Regions from separate parts of the Mus musculus genome. Here all the other regions are linked to region 2. Evidence: chromatin loops called from intact Hi-C (ENCODE). Cell type or tissue: left cerebral cortex. All regions are shown on one strand.

Region 1 (8,000 bases), 290 kb after region 2:
TGATAGTGACTTTGATTCCAGGTGAGTTCTGCAGTATAGTTTTCCTATAACTTCCATGGCTATTGTTCATATGTTTGGCAGAGTCTCAGACCCGTACTCTCCATGTGCTGTGAGAGTGGAGATACTCTGGCAGTTCAGATGGGTGTGGTGTTTTACAGCAGAGGGCATGGGGTCCTCAGTGTAGGGTTACTCCTATCCGTTCCATGTTTCCATCCAACTATTCTGTTACTGGCAAGGACCTCTACTTGTGGTGGCTAGGACTGGGGCCTACTGTACCATTTATGGTGGCCAGGACTCTTGTAGTGGGACCCACTGCACTCCTATGGGGGTAATTTTGCCCAGTCCTAGTGACATTAAATTCAGAATGGACCGTGCGGCAGCCAGACAGCAGTAAGAATTCCAGTTTTTCTCTTTACTGCTTCAATGACTGTTCCTGCCAGCGAGTGGGTCCGGGGTCAGAGATGAGTACACTTCTCTCAGCAGGTTCTGTTTGACTGTGTATAGCTGAGGTAGGAGCTGGCCTCATGGAGTTACCCAGAGCCCTCCTAGAAAGCCCCCTGTATGTCTGATAATTATGGAGGCCTGCTCCATACCTTATTCATAACAGGCTCCTGAATACAGGTCTTGGGGAAAGGCCTGTGGGAACCATGTGTCAGTCCTGACACTGGCCCTAGTCCACATGTGGTTAACTATATTCTGGGTCTCATGGAGCAAGTGTGTTGGTCTCCTGGTATTCAGAGGCAATACTTCCAATCTCCTAGCACCAAACCCTTACAGAGCAGGACATCCTGCATATTAGGCACAGTTACCCTGTTGTGCCTTGGTTGGTTCAAAAGTCAGCTGTCTGCCGAGCTGATGCTAGGGTGTGTTTGTGTAATACAAGAGATTGGGTATGCAGGGATTTTTGATCTCAAGATGGGTGCTTGTCACCATACCCTGAACCTTCCCTGGGAAGGAACCCTTTTCTAAAGCCAGACTTTGCATAATTCTACTCTACTATGCAGAGTTTAGGTTACTAATCTAAATGGGCTGTGAGCTGACTATCCAGTAGCTAGGATTGTCACCATCCACATGGATGATGCTTGCTGGAACTCTCCCTTTCGGCTCACTCCTCCTAAAGGAAGACTGGTTCCTTTCTATTGTAGAGCTGGGGTGGCAGATGCTGGGGTATTTTGCTTCTCTAGCTATGGTCCCAGGTCTCTGAATTTTACTGGGCTACGGTCTCTGTTGGGAGGATCGCCAGTGCTTTCTCTTCTCCGTCGGCCTCTAACACAGCTCTGCGCAGATCACTCTGCTTGTTCTTTGTAGAAGAGAAGTGAATACCGGGCACTTCCTTTTATTCTATTTATTTTTAAAGATTTATTTTATGCTCATTTGTATTTTGTCTTTGTGATGGTGTTGGGCCCCTTGGTACTGGAGTTCCAGACAGTTGTAACTGCCATGGGGTACTGGGAATTGAACCCTGGTCCTCTGGAAGAGGACTCTTAACCGCTGATGCAACTCTGTGCAGCCCCCTTAGTTTTTTAAAATAAAAAAAAAAACTCTTACTTTTAGAAAGAGTTACTAATTTACTTGTTAAAAAAAGTGTGCCTCTGTGCATGTACCCATGTGAGTTTGTGTGCCTGTAGAGACCAAAGAGGCAAAGATGCTCTGGAACTGGACTTCCAGAGAGCTGCCTGATGTATGTTCAGAGAACCAAACCCAGGTCCTTTGCAAGAGCATTAAGTGCTCTTCACCACCGAGCTATTGCACCCTCCTTGTGTGTGTTGAGCACATCTATTCAGCTATCTTGAACATTGAGAGAGTGCTGGTACTTGTTGCCATTCTCCCACTGAAGGTCGGCTGAATTATTTGAAACTATTAGGAATAAAGTCATATTTTTGAGAGTAAATATAAGTACTCTGCCAACTCAATACTAAGGCTTTTTTCCCTATTTTACCCATATTCATGTGTGTTTGTGTGTGTACATGTATGTGTGTGTTTCTTTGTGTGTATGTATGTATATGTGTGAAGGCATTGTGTATGTATGTGTGTGTATGTATGTGTGTATCTCTGTCTGTCTGTCTCTGTCTCTGTCTGTCTGTCTGTCTCTCTCTCTCTCCCTCCCTCTCATGTCTACTAGTGATATTTGGATATTTTCCCACTGGAGATACTAAATTACTCTAGCTCCAATTGCTGAAAATCTGTTGTGAGATGACATATGACTCTTATTTGCTGAAATTATTTTTGGAGCTCACTTTTCTTTATCCTAAGAAACAAGGGCTTTGCACTAGGACTTGATGGCTGTTATTTAAGCTATACTTCTAGATGCTCTGGGATTCCAGAAGCCACAGTTAGGAAAGGGTTAGCCCTTTTGGAGCAATTTGCTAGGATACATAAAAGGTCAGCGTGAGAAGCCACACTTCCCCTTACATGTTAACATGGAGGTCTCGCTTAGGCTCTGGGAGTTATTGTCCAGGCATGCTTATCATCCTACCATTTGTTAAAATAAACCATACTAGGCTTTATGTGGCTAATTCACCTACACTTTGTGGGTCATGTTTCAGACTACATGCCAGAGACTGAAGTGTGTTACTTATTGAATCTTTACAGTGAGACCACCCATTCCATAAAGTCATACATCTTGTCTCAAAGGCACAGCAGGGACCAAATCACACATACAACATGGTCCAATCTAAAGATTTATAGAAAACAATACTATCTTATTATCCACTTGAATAGTTTTTTTCAAGGTATTCAGAGATTATTTTTCAAGATATTCATAACAGCTTGTAATTTACAAGAAATGCTTTCAATAGCTTTCTGAGATAAACAACTCAACCTACATTATTATGCCTGTCTTAACTGTTGTTGCTTGGTTTTCTGTTAGTGAACAAAATGTGAACATCCATATAAAGGAAGACTCTAACATATTTAGGAAGATGGGTAGACTTAATGTGTTTATATAATTGGTTTGTAGTTATTTTTCAACAGATGGACAGCTTACATTTGGCTGCGTTTCTGTGACAGTGTGATGAATGAAGATTTTTGACAGACAGCATGCAAATATTCAGGGAAACACCCTTCCAGTATTAATACTTGGTTTTTAAGAAAGACTTCTATAGTACCAAGAAAGTAAGGAAAACTGTATCCCCATGTCTTTAGCCTATGCTATTATGTGAGTGAGTCGGAAGTTTCTAGCATTTGTATTTCAATGATGGGGAGTCTATAGAGTTGCAAGACAGCACGATGGTAAGGAACATCATTGTCAACTAGAGACTCAGCATGTGTACAGTCCTTATTCTTCCTCTGATTGAGGAGATGCATGTGACTCCCTCTTGCTGACTTACTCTATTTCTGTGACTACACAGAAAGTGCAACCTCTGCAAGACCAGCTGTCAGAAGCATATGTGCTTTCTAAAGGGTGTTGATTGAGAAGGAGAAAAATGTTGCCACCTTGGAAATTCCAGGTCACATTCACCAATGCAGTGAGCTTCCCCATCTTGCACCTTGTCTGCTTCACTGTTTCTGGAATCACAGTAAGGGATGGGGTGGGGCTGGTTGTCATGGTTACGGGGACAAAAGACATCAGAGATGTAGCAGGTGGAAGCCAGAGTCTTAAACATGCTGCAGTACAGAGCGCATTCTGAACTTGGAAGAAATGTTCCAGAGCCCGCATTGCACCTGAATGTCTGGCTTGATATCCATCTGGCTTGTAGCCTGTCTTTCCTTAAAATAAAGTGGCAGAGTGAGTTTTATGGTACAAGATATTTTTTACATGTTTTACTGTTCACAGTGTTCAGCATCCACCCACACTTATGTTTCTTGGTTGTACTGCACATCACACAGTCTCAAAGAATTCTGATCTTAGACTCTGGATCCCTGACTACTTCCCACTATGGAAGCAAGTGTGGGCTGATACTTTTTGTTATTTTGTTTTAGAACATTTGCATAGTAAGATAATCATACATTTGCTTTCCCTGTATTTCTCCTCCCTGTTCTAAACAAGGAATATTTTGAAACTTAATTATTACTGAAAATTTGTACAGAAGGAAGTTCTACAAACAAATTCTAGATTTAAAGAACAGGCTTTGTAAGCACCATTGTAAAGAAATTTGCAGGAGCTTCCCCTCCTACCCTTACTGCTAACACACACACACACATACATACACACACACACACACAGAGAGAGAGAGAGCACTGTGAGTCTGAGTTGTTACCAGAGGTCATCTCGGTAATTTCTTTGTCCCTCTGATAATGTGGAACCAACCCTTGCTCAGCTTCTCATCCTGTGAATTGGAACAGCAAGCTCATCTTTATGCCTGTCCTTACAGATGGCGGTAAATGATTGCTTCAGTCTGACCTATCCTCACAACCCACACCCAGGAGACTTGATTGAAGTGTTCCGTCCTTGCTATCAGCACTGGGCACTGTACTTGGGTGATGGCTACGTGATCAACATTGCACCTATAGGTAAGATTTGTTTCCAGGGGCCCCCTGGGAGATTTTAACTTGTTTTGTATTTAGTAGCAATCACAGATAAGATCATAAAGTAGATAAAATACAGAAACTAAATCCTACTAATTTAGAAAATGATATTCAAAGACCAAAGCGTCATTTAAAAGATTCCACAGACATTAAAATTAAAATCTCTAAAAAATTCCTAATGATGACTTGAGGGAGGCATTGGCCCCAAACATGACTAGACTCTGTGTCCTTATGTCTCACACATGTGGGTGATTTTACTTAATTCAGCAGCTACTCGTAGGTTGTGTAGTATGTGATGAATGCCTCTCTGGGTGTTGCGGCTGCCCAGCTATATAGATATCTACACAATGGTACTTATACTTTCACAGACAGTGGGAGAAAAGAAGAACAAATTATTAGACGTGCTAGGAAGGATGTAGAAAATCCAACTGAGGAAGGTGGCTGGTGAAGCCCTGGATCTAGGAAGAAAGGAGTGGGCAAAGGGGTTGAGGGGTGTGTTACAGTTAGGAGAGTTCTGCAAGGAAGCAGCATCAGAAGATGAGAGAAAACTAGTTCCATTGTCCCTGGGAAACTCGTGCCTCAGAGGAGAGGCAGCAAAAGCTAAGAACACAAGCCTCGAAGTGGGAAGCTAAAAACAGTTGACAAAAGAAGAGAACAGATATTTCAACTTTATATCCACCGTTATAGATTGAGACACGGACTGATCTCTCACCCATCTCTTTAGCAAAGGATAGAATGATAGTGTGCAGTGTGGGCAGAGACAGGGGAACTGGGTACAAGGATATGGTTGGTGGAAATAGAAACTGATAATGCCATTCACAAAACCACTTTCACAGTATGTGTTAAGTGTTTTCAAAGATTTCTTATACTCTGCATCTAATTTTACTTCCAGGAGTCTGGGGAAACATTTAAAAATGTAGACAAATTTCATGTCTAATGAAATTTAAGAAAACGAGACAATGGCTTAATTTTCAACAGGGGGCTGGTTAAGCACTTTATGACTTAGCAAGTAGGTATGAGGTATCTGTGTCTGTTAGAATCCTTGAGTTGTATATCACAGAAATAAAGCTAACACTAGCTTAAGCAAACAATCAAAAAGACAGGTCCATGACTTACATCAGAAAGGCTTGAGCTGGCCTTGGACAGCCTCAGGGTTAGGAATGTCATCACATCAGGACCTTCAGACTCACATGTGTCTTCCTTCTCCTGCCTGTTGCTGTCATTCTTTGACTGTGGAAAGAAACAGAGACAGCTCACAAGCTGAGGCACCATTCTTACAGTTCAGTGACTCAACAGGAAAGAGCTAATCTGCTCTCTCTGTGTTGGAGTTTAGAAATCATGGAGAATGACTCTAAATTGGCCCGTTGTGAGCCACAACTCCATTTCTGAAGAATAAGATGTAATACAGTGATTGGCTCTGGCAGGCAGTTTGAGGAAGAAATAGGCAATGGTGGAACTATAATAAGATAAAGCAACTATAATAGCAATTTTAAAAGCACACTTTTAGACATGTTTAACTATTTGGGAGATGGTCTTAATGTAATATTTTAAAATGTCTAAAGTGCAATATGTGACATAAAACTTCACTTAAAAGAAGTGTGACATATATCAATGTATACAACATCTGTTCCTGTGTACTTCCAGTGTCTATAATATAAACTGATGAATGTTGCTGCTCTGTTGAAGAGACTGAGATAGAAGAGGAATGGAAAACGATTTTGATTTAAGTCAAAACTGAAAGAGAAACTTACATGGCAGTTTATGTAGAGTTCCTTCCTCCTAGGAGTTACAGGAATATGATATGCATAGAAGGTAGGCACATGTGGAGAGAGAGCAGGTCCCAGAATATGCCAAGCCACAAGGAGTCATGGTACTGGCATCATGGGCCCAGATACAAAGGGTCCTGGCCATCTAGGCTGTGATTATCAGTAGAGGTATCTCAGGCGAAGAGACTGAAGGATTCTTCAGGCAGGGAAAACATAGAATGGGGCACTATCTGTGTTCTGCCTACTGAAGTTAGCTTCAGGTTTGTGACATTAGTTTGCTGGCCAGAGGAAATGACAGAAAGAAGACAGGATCTTCCAGCAGGAAATGTGGGCTTCCGTTAAAGCCCAGGGAAGAGCAAGTGTATGAAGAAGGAAGAAGTACAGAGAGGTGGTAGAATCAGAACACAGCACTCCTAACCCCTAAGATATCCATTTGGAAGAGTTCAGATGCTAAGAAGGAACAGGCACAATAGAATAATTGGTCAATAATCTTAATCCTACTTTGTTAGAAATGTATGCAAAAAAAAATCTCTCATAATACCAATCATTAAAGGCCTTACTTCCCAAGAACAGGCAGAGAATTCCATGCAACTTGTATTTTTTCTCATATGTAATTGAGAACACAGTGTGTGGTTGAGATCAAGCACTTTTAGTTTACTGCCTAAGGAGAAGAGAGTAATTGAAGTTCCCCCAGCATCTCTAGCATTCATTCCTAGATGGCATTGGTACTCTGTGGACCAGATCGCTAAGCCCCACCAACCAACGTTCTCATTACAGATGGCATTCGCTCATCATTTACAAGTGCTAAGTCCGTGTTCAGCACAAAGGCCTTGGTGAAAATGCAGCTTTTGAAGGATGTTGTGGGAAATGACACATACAGAATAAATAACAAGTACGACACAACATACCCTCCTCTTCCTGTGGAGGAGGTGATACAACGGTCAGAGTTCGCTATTGGGCAGGAAGTAGCCTATGACTTGCTGGTCAACAACTGTGAGCATTTTGTAACCTTGCTGCGCTATGGAGAAGGAGTGTCAGAGCAGGTGAGTTTTCTTTTAAAGGTTCAATAAGTTTCTCACACTGAGAAAATCCTATCTGTCATGATAAAGGTCCTACACTTCAACCAAAATGCAAAGAACAAGAAAAGTTGGAAACACCAAAGGGCAGAGAAGGAGGCTATTAAAAATATAGTAAGTTAGAGATCAAACAGACTAAGACTTGGACGTCTTGAAATCTGGGCTGGAAGGGGACGTGTGGTAGCATCAAATCCATAGCTTCCTGTCAGTCTTACTGACCCCACTAGTCACAGTTTTCATTACTCCCCCATTCAGCAACCTCAAAACAACCACGCCATGTGCAGAAAATAATGGAGCAAAAAAGGAAGACAAATGGGTTAATTAGTAGATTCTTTCCCAGTAGGGAATAGCGGCCAACCAATGGCATGCCTTGAAGGGTTGGTAAATGTTTCCTATTTCTTTACAATGTGACTTTTTAATGAAATGTTGTGATATTTAATTCACTGGGCTTCTAAATGACTTTTCATGTGTGGGCTGACTTCGGTGTATCTGATTCTTGTGATAGTGCAATCTTGTAGATCTCCAGTACTATTTTGTAGTGTTATAGTGGATTCCCAATAAAGTGAATATTTACCTGACTTGCCTTTACCTTGCCTGTCTTCAGGCCCGGGTGGCTCCATCTCTATGGACTTAACCCAAAGATTATTAAGGCAATGTAAGAGAAAAAACTTGTTAGAAGGAGAGGCTCTGT
Region 2 (8,000 bases):
ACAAAACAGAGCTACACGATGCCCTTCTCTTGGGTTACACAAAAGACTTCAGATCCCAAAACAATCAAACACAGGAAGTAGGCACAGTTATTAAACCCCCTTGGTGTGTTCTTACATAGAAACTGAGACTCAACTTCCAAAAATGCCTCGCCCAAAATCACACAGCAAGTCTCTAGAAGCCCTGATGGGGAAGCTAGATCCCTAACTCAGGCGAGTGGAAGAGAATATGGCCTTTGCTGAAATCAGAGGCTGTGCACTGGCCTGACTTTAGATCTACGTTGCCAACTTGTCGTAGTAAACTTGGGCAAATTTCTGGTGTTTTCCACTCACTGGGCTCCTCAGCACGGATCTAGTCTCCAAAGATAGCCAGGAAGACACTCACTGCGCTTGGGAACAGGTCTAGTAGACAGATAATGAACAGCCTCAGGCTTTAAGGCAGACAGACAGAAGTGCTGAACGCCCAGTTTGGAGATCTCTAGGGATTCTCAATCGATACATCTGAAATGGGACCAGAAAGTCTGAGTTTTTCTAAAGTTCCCCAGGAGAATTGAAAGGGCTTAGCATTCAATGACAAGTTCTCAGTTTGACAAGAGGGACTCTAATAGGCTGTGAGAATACAAAAGAGGCTTAGCCTAATCGGGAGCCGTGCAGTGTCCAATGATGCCACTAGAACCACAGGACCCAGGACCCACAGCAGCTCCCAAAACTCGCCTCGGGAGGATGGAGGACTCGCTGCTGAGAACCAACTGAACTTTGCGCACATGTGCACACACACACACAATTTAGAGGGGCCCTACTGCCCTAAACGTACGATGCTTCCAGAAAGAAAGCAAATCGGAAACCATCTTAGAATTTATAAGGGAATAGCACGTTAGTGGATACAACGTTAAACCAAGCAGAGGGGGCTGATATGGCGACATCGACAGTAAATGCTGCTGCGTGAACTGGCATCCACAGATCAGAAAGTCACCACTTCCAAATGACCTCCCTCCTCAGGAGGTGTAAAGATCGCCTGGAAATGCGGTAGGTCCCAGAGCACTCAGAAGCACTTTGAAGGGTGAGGAGCACTCAACTCAGAAGAACTCTGAAGGGGACACATGGTGCTTATTGGGTTGGTTGGGGACAGCCAGGAAACCTGTTCTTAGAGTAAATATCCAATGCAGGGGTTGAGAGAGGAATGGGGTCAAAATAGACCCATGTGAAGTTCTCAAAGTTTCTGCTCCCTGTTTTACTCTCAGATTCCTGCAGAGGCTAACAGGACGTGCTGGGTGGGAGGAAAAAGAAAACTGTACCGAAAGGAACAGACAGCAACCAAAGGGCAAAGAGAAATCACCCCCGCTTGTGCAGGCATAGCAGGCCAGTAAGAGCAATATTCCCCAGGATGTAGGTCCTTCCAGTGTCTGAGCAAAGAGTGAGGGAAGCAAAAGGGATGCAGGCGCTTGCACTGAAAACACCCGAGTCTAACGGAGCAGCCAACAGGCGGCTCGCTGATCAAAACTCAGCTCTAAGTGATCCTGAGAAGAACCTGTCCTCTTGGCACCTCTCAGTGGTCCATCTCCAGGACGGCATCTGCTTTATATAGTTGGATGGGACACATCCTTAAGATTGTCAGATTACAGGAGATGGCAGATTTAGGCAATGGAGCTAACATCATAGCAAGCACACACTATAAGCTTAACATACACAAACTGAATGTTGGAATTAGCCAGGCTCCCTTCAGCCACAGCCCATATCCTCCAGGCTACTGCAAACTGAACTACATACTTCTTTCCGGAGTGAAGCTGTGCTAGTCGTTTCAGATGAAATTCACTGTGTTCTCTAATACAGTACCTTTCTTCAATAAATAATAAAATTTTTCTTCCTCTCCAGTTAGATTCCAGATATCATGCTGAAAGGATGCATTATTCTTGTCTATGTATAAAAGATGTTCTTTAAAAACTAATACCACACAGCCAGCAAGGGGCAGAGTGGGGCTGGAACTAGTGTGTGTGACAGTCACTGTGATTTTTTTTTTCCCAATCAAGAATTCAAATAGGTGATCTTGCCATGGAATAAAACACTTGAGCTCCGAGTGCTTGCTTCAGCAATCACTGCAGAGGCTGCCTGCGTTACGTGAAGACTCTCAGCTCGAAACAGAAGCAAAAACCCTGAAACAAGTGCTTTCTCAAAACAAAGCTCTCTCTTGCCCGAATCCCGTGCTTTTTACGATGAATGCACTCAAGTAGGAGAGGAGCGTGTCTGAGTCACTATGATTTATTACCCACTCGTTTTGGTCTCTTTATCCCACTACCTCTCAGCATCTTCGCCTATGGGGTGGGAATGAAGCCCCTGCTCAGAAAGACCCCATGGAGCTCCTGCCCTGAGAAAGTGGTCAGCAACTGACAGCTGCTCTCGTGACCAGGCCACGGCACCAAACCCTGGTCTGTTGGTGACTACACATCTCTTCCTGCCTTTTTCACCTCCTGCACACTCTCTCTTCCACGTGTGCTCCACAGAAAGACCACGGACTCTTCCATCCGACTTCACTAGGGAAGGAAGGTAACAAAAGATCCAGCAGAGAGAGTATGCAAATATCAAATATTATTAAAACATGAATGAACTCTGATGATTTCTATGAATTTTGATAAACGGCGTTCATTATGGACTTCCAGCCTCTCGACACACTCCGAGGTCTCTCAGATATTAACTAGATAATAACAGCCATCGTTCTCCTGAAAGAACAAGGTGTAGAGAAACTGAAGTGATGCTTGGCCTCCAAAGGCACTGGAATCACAGCACAAACAGAACCCAGAGTCTTCCATGACCCTCAATGGGCTCAGCCTTAGCCTGTGCAGGTCCTGCTTACACAGGTTAGTGGGTATCCTACTGCTGGGGGGGGGGGGGCTACTGAGTGCACTGGCTGCTTCCTTCACTCATTGCAGAGCCTCCCCCCCCCAAAAAAGAAGACTAGATAAAATGAAAAGATGGGAAGCTACAAGGGCCTCGTTCCAAGCTAACAACCTTGTAGCACAGATAGGGTCCTCTGACCATCAACCCTGGCCCCCAACTGCCTGTGCCTGGAAGAAGCATTATGCACATTTCCATTAAAGAGGATTGGACAAACGCCTTTGCCATCTCATCCTGACTGAGAGGATAACGGTTTTTTTTTTTTTTGTTTGTTTTTTTTAACTGCTTAAAATCCTCAGGTGCAGTTCAGACAAGAGACAGAACAAAGCCAAGAGGACTACCCCCAACAGCTCCCTAAACCGAGGGCCTGATGCCACCCAAGTGACACCACCTTAACAAGCTTGGGGGTGGGGTCATCAAGACACCCTATCTGCATATTCATGAAAGACTCCAGACCACAGCAAGTGAAAGTGTACAAAAAAAAAAAAAAAAAGAGATTTTGTTTCTCAAGCCAAGCGAGAATCTGCTTTAGAGAGAAGTAAATCCACATGGAGACCCTGGCTGTCGCTAAACCTTCGCTGGCCTAGAAAAGCCAGCACCTCATTAAAGGAAACCAAGGGATTCGAAAATGAATGCAGTACCACACACAGGCAAGCTCATTTCGCCATCTGCCCGGTAGTACCCAGAGGGGCAAAGGGCTTAGATGCTACTCTTGAAGTCTCTCTCCGGCAGGTGGAAATGCCAAAGTCCCAGGGGAGGGAAAGCAACCCTTCCAAGGTCAAAGGACTGAGAAGGGAGGGAAGCAAATCTTGTTTACCTGTCGGCAGTGCCACTGGTGACACTAAACACACGCATAAATTAAGTGCCCTGGAATAATTTACCTTTTGTATGTGACTTAAGACCTGACTAATTCACTGTATCGGATGAAGGGACCGTGCACAAGTCCCCATTGAGCCAGGCATTTAAACTTACTCTCCCCATCACCTCCCATGACTCTCCTCACCACTATCTCTACACACAGACAAGGGGGTGGGGGTGGGGGGCTAATATACCATAATGGCAGGCAGTGGTTAGCTATGCCAAAGAGAAAGACCATGGTTAAGCAACTTAAATAACTGCCTTGAGCTTTCTGTGTGCGCGCCTAACCCCACCCCCAACACCCGTCTTTCTGACAATCACTGGTTTGGTTCTAAGATATGGAGGGCTTTGTAAGGGCTTTTACACTCCTTTCTGAAAGCTGACTCCCACCACATCGTGAATTAAAATAATAATTCAATTAAACAGTCAAACATCCAAATATGGATCTTTCAACCACATTCCCCACCTAGAATACCTAGAATATACGTGTGGAGTGAGCAGGAGAAAGAAAACATACTCCCGCGTTTAACACGGCCCATCCAACTTGCTTAATTCTTCAGAGGACCAGTGGACCACATTCAATCGGTATCACTTCGACTTGAGCTAAGAGAGGCAAGAAAAGGTATCTGGAGGGAATAAGGTAGGAAGAAACAACAGTGCAATCTCGTTAGATCCCAAGAGAATGCAAAGACTCTGTCCTGTAGTTAAAAGGCCTTTGTCAATCACAATTACCACTATCTGAAAAATTGACTGTGGAAACCTTTGGAGAGCAAGGCTCCTCCAGTCCAGCCCTGCTGAATGTAAACCACGGGGCCACCACTGCTGCATGACAGCGCTACACACTCGAGGCTCCCAGCAGCGGATGCTCATTCTACAACTCAGAAGCAATAATCCCACCGCAGGACGCCAGGGATAGGGTTGGATCCCCGGAACCCATTATTTTTCTTCATCTTTCCAGACCCGTCGGTGAAGAGCTGGGGGATACGGTGGGAGAAATTTTTCTAACCCAGGGCTGCCCAGAGTGGGAAACTTGAGCACCTCTTAGCCATCAGTAGGACAATACACAAAGACGAGGGGGACAGCGCTCCTCCGCGGCCAGAGCTCTGAGCTTGGTCGTGTTCAAGCAAGGAATTAGGAATTCCAGCTCAGCAACAACCCGGAGAAGCACCGGAAATGCTTCCGACCCCTTCAAAGGGAAGTCGATTTGCAAATCAAAGTTGGAGGCAACTCCGGGCGCCCGGACTACTTCCGCGGGTTACTCTGGAACACCCAACAAGTTTGGCCACCCGGGGCTCGGCGTGACAGCGCCGCGCCGCAACCACGACAGAAGCAACTTGTCGCTCCAGCACGGGTCGGCCTCCACCACGGCCGCCCGGGGTTGCAGGAGAGCCGGTGTCAGCCGGCCGGAGCCGCTTGGGGACTCCCCAAGCCGGGAGGCGTCTCCCGCCGCCGCCTCACCTGCCCGCCAGCCCCGCGGCCGAGGAACCAACAAAAGAGCGGGCGATCGGGAAGGAGAGGGGCACCCCGCGCCGAGCGCAGCAGGCAGGAGCGGAGGGGGCAGCTGAGCTGGCGGTGGAGAGGAAAGGGGACCTCACGGAACCAGGGGTGACACCCCGGGCAAACGCCAGAGCGGGGACCATAGCTTCCACCCGCTCCATCACACCCGCGCACACACGCATACTCACACATCCTCCCCGTTCTCCTTACCCAGCATGGAAAAGATGAAATCCTTGGCAGTGTGGATCTCCAGCGCTCTCTGGTCGTCGTATTCCCGCTGGTCGTGCCTGGTGAATTCCTGGATGAGTTTGTTCAGTTCCTCCACCCGAGCTCCAGACCTGAAATCCAGCTCCGGGAAGGCAGGCTTGTTGTTGCAGCCCAGGGAGGCTGCCTTGCTGGCGGTGGGAGCCGCCATCTTCATGCAAAACGCGCCGAGCGGCGGCTCCGCGGCGGCCGCGGCACCCACCCCCGCCCCCCACCCCGCCCCGGCCTCCCGGCGCGGCTGGGCAGCCCGGCCCGTGGGCGGGCTGGCTTCTGGACGGGCCCCGCGCCGCGCTGCGCTCGGGGCGGCCGCGCTCCTTCGCGGGAGGAGCCCGACTGCGGCGAGGTGCGCGTGTGGCCCCGGCCCCCGGTCCTCCCGCCCCCGCCCGCTGCGCCGCTGCGGGCCCCTGCCCTCCTCGAGTCCTGCCGGGATCGGTGGCGGCGTCCGGGAGTGGACTCGAGCCTCCCCGGGGGCAAGGAAAGTGAAGTGGAAACAATGTGAAATTCACCAGCGCTGAAATCAACAAGCTGCCGGCTCCGGTGTTACGGAGCCAGCAGCAGCAGCATTCCCATTTAAAGGGACAGCGCACCCGGTGGGAAGAAAATAAATAAATAAATGGCAGAGGTTCGCGCGCCCGGATCACTTGCCAGTCCGTACTCGGGCTGACGCGCGTGGTGTGGACGCTTTCTTTCTCCACCTCCACCCCCGCCCCTCTTTAGGGGCAGGGCTTGCCAAGCGCATCCAAGGAGAAAGGAGTCTTCCTACTCTGATCTTAGGGCGGTGTCCCGGGCGAAAACGTGTCTGTGGGCGCCTTTCCAATGTCCATCCCGAGAACTTTAGTACCTTTGCTTGGTGGAAAAATATAAAATGTACCTTCTGTCCTTTGTCGCCTAGAATGATAAAATCAGCGAATCAAGAAGGGGTGCCAGTCATGCCGCGTATAGATACTTCCAATTAACCACTCAAGTATCCTCCTTACCTTTGCCCTTGGTAATTAGTTTGCCTGGGTAACAGCTCATTCAACTTAACATATAGTGCCTTAATGAGAGCCAACCTGCTCTCAGACAGATAGGAATCCAAATGCGGAATGTGGGGGAAGGAAAACAATGAATTGCCCCAGGGTACAAGGAAGATGGGAGTGGGAGAGGGAGTCTCCCTTTTGGCAAATAGAATTTGAGCACTCGCTATTAGCCAGACCGGAATGACTGGGATGAGTCCTGGGACTTAGCCCTCACCCTCACCCATGTCCCCACTGGAACTAGGGTTTTCAAGACAAGACTGCTGTAGTCCAAGTCTAGTTTATCAAGACCAAATGGCAGATGTGGTTTTAATGTTCATGTGATTCACACACTTAAGGAGGCCTATGGACCCCTAGGAACAATGGTGAACTGTCCTCTATCCCAGCCTGTGGTCCTATCGGCCCCTTTAATTTTCTTACCTGAGTTCTCATCACTGAAAACTCACATTACCTTGTAAGACCTGGACATCCAGGCCCTGCCATACTTACCCATGTGAATAGGATAACCATTACATCTTCATAGGCTGCTTTAAGAATTAGGTGAGATAAGACTGGACGGACACCATTTATTATAAAGAATGACACGTTAAGTAGCATGTTAAGTAGCCATTAGCTGTATCAGCTTCCACTGTTGATACAAACTTTAGGGTCCTGGGGTGAGTGTGTGTGTGTGTGTGTGTGTGTGTGTCCCTGCATTTACATACACTGCATTGTTGCCTGGTGCCTGCAGAGGTCACAACAGGGCATCAGTTCTCCTGAAACTAACGTTCCAGACAAATGTGAGCTGCCCTATGGATGCTGCGAGCTGAACACAGGGCCTCTACTACAAGAACAGGTGCTCTTAATTGCTAAGCCATCTCTCCAGCCCCTCCCACAGGATCTTTACAAAACACAGATTTGTAAAGATCCTCCCCTGGAATTTCCCTGCCTCTTCTTTCTGTTCTGTAAGCCCAACCAAGGCCAACCTCATCCTTTCTTGCTCTGATAGCTACTCCAGGCCAGGCACAACCTTTGCCCCCACAGCTGAGTAGCAACCCTGTTGCACTCTTAACAGAAGCTTGCATGTGACACCTATGACTCCAGCTTGCCTTCTCATTGTTATTGCAAGTCCCACATTGTGAGTTAACTGGCATGCATCATATTCTGTGCCTGATCCCCAGCCCTACATACATGCAAACTCGGGACACAGACAGAGTCTATATAAAATAGTCAAAACACTTTCCTCTCTTAATTTCCAAAACCGGCAGTAAGACGTTGCTCCTTCCTTTTTGCTGCCTTTTCTTAAGATAGTTGCATCATAGAAAGTCATCGGGTTTCTAGCAGAAATCACTCTCAAATGTGAACTAGGTCTGAACTTGGTGGTTTAGAATGAATGAGATCATCATTGTGGACACTTCTTGCTGGTCAGTCAGATTAGAATTCCAGGAATAATAGACCTCCACTGAACCTATTTATATTGAGAATGTTACTGAATGGGAA
Region 3 (8,000 bases), 630 kb after region 2:
TAAAAATGTACACAATGTGCCCCATAAGTGTACTTCCGAACTTAGCATCTAGGTGTTTCTCACACCTTTCTCCCATAAGGGAGACTGAGGAACATGGTTGTCTCTAGGGATAGAAAAGCAAAGGTAAAAGAGGAACCTGGAGCCTCATACACACAGTGAAGTACCAAAACCTTAGTGCTGTGTGCTAGCTGGGTGCAGGAGTAACTGAAAGAGCTTCAGGAGGCCAAAGCTGGAGCACTGTGAGCCATGAACACATATATATATACATATATATATACACACACACTTATATATATATATATACACACACATATATACACACACATATATATGTTCACATATATGTTTATATATATATATGGAGTCATACTGGATGGTAATTCAAAGTTGAAAATAGATGTTCTTTGTTCTCACTCCTAGGGATAAAGTATACAGCAAGTGAACATATGATAGAGAAGAGATAAATTTCTAATGAAGAATCCAAATAATATGGGCAATGCTGACCCTGAAGGAGGGTTACATACCACTCCCATCTTCAAGTGTGTACATTACAGAAAATGAGAATATTATGGTTTGGATAGGAAATGTCCCCCACAAGCACGTATGTTGGAGCCTTAGTGTCCAGTTGGAGGCCATAACTGAGAGTTGATTAGCTCATGTGTTCGTAGCCAAACGGGCTATTAGGGGTGGTGAAGCCAGGTGGGAGAGTGGGAGCCACTGGAGCAATGCTTTTGAAGGGTGTGTCTTGTTCCTGCTTGCCCTGTATCCTCTCCTTTTCCCTCTTTTTCTGGCTGCAATAGCATAAGCAACCTTCTCCTCCTTCCACCACAAGGCTATGCATCATCACAGCCCACAGCAATGGGACCAGCCCACCCCAGGGTGTAGTCTCCAAAACTGTGAGCCGAAATGAATCCTTTCTCCAATTGAGATCATGTGATCAAGTCTCCCCGCCCCAGAAGCAGCGAGAAAAAAGGGCCGTAATGCTTTTGAGTCTAGCCTCCATTGCCCACCATTCCCAGCTGAGCAGGAAAGGATCATGACACAGAATGTGTTTTAAAAGTTTTTTTTACACATATGTGTGTTTGTCTGTATGACATGTGTGGGCTGGTGTCCCTAGAAGCCAGAAGAGACTGTCAAGTCCCCTGGATCTGCAGATCCAGGCAGTTATGAGCTACCTGATCTGGATGCTGGAAACCCAGCTCAGGTCCCCTGGAAGAGACCAGATCAGCCTCCAAACTGCCAAAGCCATCAAAAGCAAGGAAAGTTTGAGAAATGTCAGAGCTGGGAACAGGCGAAGGATGTATGACAATTTAATGCAACATGGTCTCCTCATGAGATCTGAGTAAACCACAGACTTCACTTAAAACCAGATGTCAACATCATCTTAATCAACTGTGATAAATATATGGCATGAATGTAAGAGACTGTCTTCACATTTCTTCTTAACCTTTAAATTGTTCTATAATAATAAGTTTATTTAGAAAAATACATTAAAAACTGCTTTGTGGAGGGAGAGTATATGTGATATATGTGTGTGTGTGTGTGTGTTATATGTATGTGGCATATATATATATATATATATATGCATGTGTGTTGTGTGTATATGTGTGTGGCATGTGTACATGTGTATATGTATATGTTTGTGGTGTGTGTGTATATGTGTATATGGTGTACATGGTCCCCTGGGTAGAAGTGCATGCTGCACAAGCTTGGAGACCTGATTTAGAATCCCAGATCTCAGGCAAAAGACCAATGTGACAGTGTACATCTGTAATCTCCATATGCCAGCATGATGGTCAGCAGGAAGTGTGCAGATCAGCTGGGCTGGAGAATAGAGTGCAGTGTCAGAAATAAGACAGACCCTGGATCAGATACAAGGTAGAAGGGGAGAACCAACTCCTGAAAGGCTGTCTTCCAATGTCCACATACATGCTATGGCACACATATGCCTACAAACACATATACGCATACCACACACATATATACACACACACCATATATACATATACACACTCATATACATATAGACATGTACACATGCCACATACTTATATGACATGCACATATACACCACACAATACAGCACACATACATATACATATATACATGTATACCACACACATACACACAACACACATACATACACACATACTACACACACATATATACACACAACACACACCTATACACACACACATAAACACATATTACATGCACCCTCAAAATTACTTCAATGCTTTATGGAGTATGGAGCATAATTCTTATCATATATCAACTCATTATCAAGATATCAATACAATTTCTATTGATCTTGGAACCGTTTATATCTGACAAACGGAAATAGTAAGTTAATAAGTTGTTAGTGAAGAAAGTGCAAGGAGAAAGGGTTGGGTTCCAGGCCTCAAGCAACCAGTCTTCAGCTATGCAAATCTTACCATCCTCCACCCCAACCCCACTCACACTGGCTGCACGTCCTGGTCTCTAACAAAGACCATGAGATGTGCAGGCTTTGAACTTAAGCTAGATAGTGCTTGTATCCTGGTTAGTTAGCACCAGCATGGCCCAAGGAATCAGCTCACCTCTATCAGCTGCAAGCTTTTTCCTTGGAACTACAGCAGGGGTTCTCAACCTGTGGGTCACGACCCCTCTGGGGATCAAATGACCTTTCTTCAAGGATCGCATAGCGTGTATTCTGCATATCAGATATTTACATTATGCTTCATAACTGTAGCAAAAGCAGTTGTGTAGTAGCAAGGAAAAAAATTGATTTTGAGAGTCACCCCAACATGAGGAACTTTGTTAAAGGGTTTCGGCACTAGGAAGGTTACACAAAAGGATATGTCTCCCCTCGGAATAGTTGATGAATGAAATGAGATGTTATATATGATATACAGACTGCTTAGCACAGTGGCAGCCATGTAGGAACTCTCTGCTGTGGTAGCTCTTAGCACTAAAAATGAACGAAACTTTGCCAGACACAGCTGAAAAAGCAAAGCATAAAATATGCCCATAAGTCCATGCTGATGTCAATAATACTGCACATAAACAGGTGACGAGAGTGGATAAATCCATCCAGAGGAGCTCCAGATAAGCCAGGTGGTGCCCCTTCAAGGACAGCACAACTCTATTTCTTCCTGTGATCTGTACATAGTGACTCTCTCCCAAACAGTATAAAATATAGGTCGGTGGAGAAGCCTGCCAAGAGTTTCTCAGCGAAGCGATCAAGGTTAGAAGTCAAAACTGTTATGTCATGCAGATAAGTCAGAAAGAATAGCCCTTTGTTCTTTGATGATCTGTGCTCCAAATCCCAGAATGCTGTGCAAGTCAGGCAAATGCAAACCGAACGCTAGTGTGTGAAGTATCCAATCGAAGTCACCAAGATCGGCAGGAACACAGAGGAGCTGAGAAAATGTTACAGTTTGCCTGGGGCCAAAGGAAAAGCACAGCAAGGCAGTGTGCTGCGGTCAGCTGGACGGGCATTCGCTTTCAAAGGCCAAACAGATAGAGGCGTTTAGTTAGTATTACCTTATCAGGACTGGCTCGTTACTGGTGCTGACCGTGCTATAAGATAGCAACAGGACAGACTGGGAGTCCACAGGAACACTCTGAACTATCTTTATCACTTCTTTTTAGAAAGACTAAAACTATTCTTATTAATTATTAAACAACAAGTTTAGCTAAATGCCTCATGGATAGGATGCACCGTTACAGTAACTACAGTATAACTCGTTAAAACAACCAGACTGGTGCCAATGTGAGCACATAGGTTTAGATTTGCCTTAAAGACTCGGGTTTTTTAGCCAACGGTTTACTGAGATAACTTCGCCCCCTAGTGGCATAATGCTCCATCTACATTTTGTGACTAAACTTCCCATAGACTTCCTTTAAAAAAAAAATTTTTTTTTTCAATATATACTCGGAACCTGTGGTCTGCTGGGACCACACTGCAGTTTGTTCTATGCAGGAACCTTATTTTCATGAGTGGTTTCTAAAGAAGCCAGACTAGGCACACGTCTATGCACAAAAGGGATTTTGGCAGTGAGGTACCCTGGCTCCACAGAACAATTTGACAATGTCAGCAAACTTGACGTTGATTGTGTATCTGTCTTTTAAAAAAAATTTCTACCTCTTGAAATTTCCATAAAATATGGGAACAGAAAAGGTGTGTCCTATGACATTTGTGTTTTCTTCTCCTTCATGATTTACAGAAAACTTTATTGGTTTCTGTATGCATACCCACATAGATATGACCTTATATATTTAAAGGGTCAATCTTGTGAAAATGGGAGGAGACTACATTTAATGTTTAGACTTATGTAGATGCTACTTTCTGTACAATATTAGCTCAAGACCTGAAACAGGGATACTTTTTTCCAGAGTTGACAGCACAACTACAGTTTCCAAAACTTCAAGTAGTATGCATATGTATACATTTATATAAAAGACCATCCAGGCTGGAGAGATGGCTCAGGGGTTAAGAGCACGGACTGCTCTTCCAGGCATCCTGAGTTCAATTCCCAGCATCCACATGTTGGCTTACAACTGTCTATAACAGAATCTGAGGCCTTCTTCTGCTGTGTCTGAAGACAGAGACAGTGTACTCATGTACATAAAATAAATAAAATCTTTTTTAAAAGACCAGCCATAGCAGCATACTATCCATCAATAGCAGAAACAACCTTCCTAGGTTCTTCAGTAATTTGAACAACATTGAGGACGACACACCAGTAAAAAGTTTAAAAAGAAAAAAGGGACAAACCAACAAAATCCCAGAAAACAGTGAAGCTCTGTTGCTGTTGCAGTACCAGGCGCTGTTGTTTAGTTATCTTCTCAGCCATCATCTGGAAGGGAAGCATCCTGATGAGTTACATCACTAAAAGCAGCTGTGAGAGAGCATGGTCGCTGCCACATACCACACATTCACTCTTTTATGGTCACAGATATAGCATACAGGACTGTCCCTCCCTCGTCAGTCGTGCTAGAGGATATAATTTAAAAGGCTTCATTTGAGACTTTTACATCAGAGGGCCCAAAGGAAGACATAACAGCTCTATAAAGAAACGGGACAGTGAAACGGCTCAGTGGGCAAATGTGCTTGTCTCAAATCCTACTGACCTGAGATCAGGGTTGCTCTACACCCACACACTTACTGGGCTGTGCATGCACATGCATGTACATACACATGGGCATGCACACACACCCATGCTCACATGATACATGTGCACACACATCAACAATTATTTTTTAAAGAAAAAATACACTCTAGGATTTTCTGTCACTTTTAGGTTTTCTAAAATTAAGTGGAAAATGTTTAAAGGTCTGAGATCCATACCAAAGTTAGCACAGTAGAGACCAGGAACAACAGGTCCCATATTCTAAAAGAATTAACTTCAGGGGCTGTAGAGATGGCTTAAGAGCTGAGAGCACTTCCTGCTCTTCCAAAGGACCAGAGTCCAGTTCCCAGTACCCATGGCCTATGGCTCACAATCACCTGTAACTCTACCTGTGGGTGAATCTGATGCCCTCTCGTGACCTCTGCCAGCATCTACACTTATGTGCACACCCACCCAGACACACATACGTACACAAAACTAAAAATAAATATGTCTTTTGAAATAAAGAAAAATCAGAGAAATGGAGAGAGGGGGGAAGAGGGGAGAGAGAGAGAGAGAGAGAGAGAGAGAGAGAGAGAGAGAGAGAGAGAGAAAGCGCCTCAATAACTAGTAAACATTTCTGAATTGTGGGTGAGTGTTTTCACAATTGGTAATAGTATCAGCAGCCCCTCATCAAATGTAGATGACCACCTGAGGGTCTGGAATAAAGCAAAGAGAGAGAAGAAAGGCAAATTTTCTTCTACTGAACCCTCTCCCCCTCCCTCTCCCCCTTCCCCTTCCCCTCCCTCTCCCCCTCCCCCTTCCCCTCTCCCTCCTTCCCTCACTCCTTCTCTCCCCTTTAACCAACCTCCCATCTTCCTCCTGCCTTAAGACAACAGAACTTGGAGCTCTGCACCAGCCCCGTTTTCCAGGTTTTCAGGCAGCAGCATTAACAACATTGTCCTCTCCTGTTCTAGTGGTTTGATACGTAACCTTAACAGCACCCCTGGCTCCCTGGGGTCTCCAGCTCAAGTGGCTCATTGTGATTCCTCCTCTTCCAGAGTCTAGTGAGGCAGTTACCCTAATACACCCTCTCTCATTAATCTTGATACTTTTATATTATGTCTGAGTGACTTTGCTTTTCTGGACAATCAGGCTAGTAAAGAAAGTGACATAAAAGCAGAGTTCAAGATGTTTTAGGAACAGGTCAACATCGGTTAAGAACTGATGAACATGATAAGGCTAACAGAAATTCTGATGGGGATATACATCCAAAAGGAATGACTTATTTTTTAGGGAATTGTAGCAATTCTTTTATCCTTAGTATAGCTGGTGCTTAGAGAGATTGGGGCAAGCAGTCTCACCAAATATCTTTTTTTTTAACGTGATCAGTCTTACTTGTAGTTACAGTAGCTGTATAAGACTGATTAGTAGAAATGAGACATACGTTAAATAGGTTATTTCTATCTTACCTCTTAAAAAGCATACCAGCCAGTCCTCTATGATTACAAAAGTATTCTTGGAAGCCATGCGTTTCAGAGGGTATATGTAGCTAGGAGCAATGGTGTCCCTGTCTCCTGCCTTTTTAAGATTCCCATCGTGTATCAGAATAATGAGGAAATACCCTTGTCTTAGGATTAAGACCCTAAGATCTGAGAAGGGTTTCTTGGCTATAACAGCATATCCCATCTGTTTCAATTATTACAGTCATGAGGTCTATACCATATGCCAGGTGGCACCCACATATATTAAATCATCACATAATGAGATCTATTAGTAAATATTATAATTTCACAGTAGTATAATAATATAGAAATATAGACCTAAAATTATACCCGTGATACTAGATCCATTCAGTATTTATTCCTTTGTTCTTTCTGTCCAAATCTCAGCGTTCCCAAAAAGAAATAAAATGTGAGCCAGGTGTGGAAGAAATCCAAGAACTAAGGGTTCTAGTTTGTTGAACATACACATATAAAGACCTGTTTATTTTAGAATTTCTGGAAGGACTTGACTGCACAGCTCAGCGGTGGAAGCTGTTACTTAGCACATCCACTCTTCCAGGTTCGTTCTTCAGCACTGCAAACAACAACAACAACAAGATCAATACCCTCTCCTACACGTATAAGCATGTAGATGAGCCACTGGAGAAATACTCATTTTTCCTTTTCTAGATGCAAATACCATAGATACTTAGGTTTCAGAACTGGGAGCTGGCACAACACTCTTGAGGTGGTGGTGGCCCTCCACTGTTCATCCTGACCCCTCCTACCATCAAAACCTTCATGACCAAGAGCATGAGGGAGCAAGAAAGGCTTCGAGAGTGCAAGATAATGAGTATCAAGCACAGTGGTTCTCAGCCTTCCCAATGCTGCCACCCTTTGATACAGTTCCTCATGTTGTGATGACCCTCAGCCATAAAATCATTTCATTGCTACTTCATAACAGTAATGTTGCTACTGTTATGAGTCATAACGTAAACATCTAATATGCAGGATGTCTGATGTGCATCCCACAAGATGAAAAGGATTGATAGAATAGAAGGGTGGCAAACATTACACAGGAAGAGCTACGGTGGGCAAGTGAGCTTCCTAGAGACGGCGCATCATTTTGTGCAGTGGTGATGGTCCTACCCTGGAAAGGCACAGCCCCGGGACTTCATCCCAGGATGGCTTCTTGCTGCTGCTATGCCTTCTCATGTTTGTCATTGATGAATTCTTCATATATCTGACACTGTGTGATTGGGCTTGGAGAGACCCTCACTGCCTATAGCCTGGTGTCCTGGGTGACTCCTGCCCATTCTGTTGGGCAAGTTTCCTGAAGACCATACTGAAGATGAACTTTCATGAGACAATTCTATCTAGATGAATTAAGGATTTTATAGAATCCCTGACTTGATTTAAATAG

The links. A loop is a pair of places that touch in the nucleus more often than their neighbours do. Peaks named below come from ENCODE experiments on the same cell type or tissue, not always from the same donor. Only the 100,000 strongest peaks of a DNase experiment are listed, where the experiment ranks them.
Region 1: a loop joins it to region 2, with 5 times the contacts of the local background. A loop is called at or near these places in 4 of 42 quality-filtered maps.
Region 3: a loop joins it to region 2, with 2.6 times the contacts of the local background. A loop is called at or near these places in 9 of 42 quality-filtered maps.

The regions. Positions count from the first base shown.
Region 1 is chr16:29,213,299-29,221,298 of GRCm38, forward strand. It overlaps Plaat1 (phospholipase A and acyltransferase 1), which reads left to right. Exons shown (of 4, transcript NM_001357092.1): 2 at 4,314-4,452; 3 at 7,011-7,276. The coding sequence starts at 4,314. Among named protein-coding and RNA genes, the nearest start is that of Plaat1, 7.2 kb to the left of the region's middle. In left cerebral cortex, no CTCF peak of the experiment used is centred here; DNase peaks (open chromatin) are centred at 3,635, 4,254, 5,008 and 5,746; H3K27ac peaks cover 723 bases.
Region 2 is chr16:28,924,002-28,932,001 of GRCm38, forward strand. It overlaps Mb21d2 (Mab-21 domain containing 2), which reads right to left and starts at 5,697. Exons shown (of 2, transcript NM_177718.3): 1 at 5,452-5,697. The coding sequence starts at 5,662. In left cerebral cortex, CTCF peaks have their summits at 1,980, 4,581 and 4,805; DNase peaks (open chromatin) are centred at 1,962, 4,087, 4,603, 4,907 and 2 more places; H3K4me3 peaks cover 3,311 bases; H3K27ac peaks cover 2,152 bases.
Region 3 is chr16:29,557,220-29,565,219 of GRCm38, forward strand. No RefSeq gene overlaps it. Among named protein-coding and RNA genes, the nearest start is that of Opa1, 18 kb to the right of the region's middle. In left cerebral cortex, a CTCF peak has its summit at 3,838 (motif pointing left); DNase peaks (open chromatin) are centred at 3,380 and 3,807; H3K4me3 peaks cover 434 bases.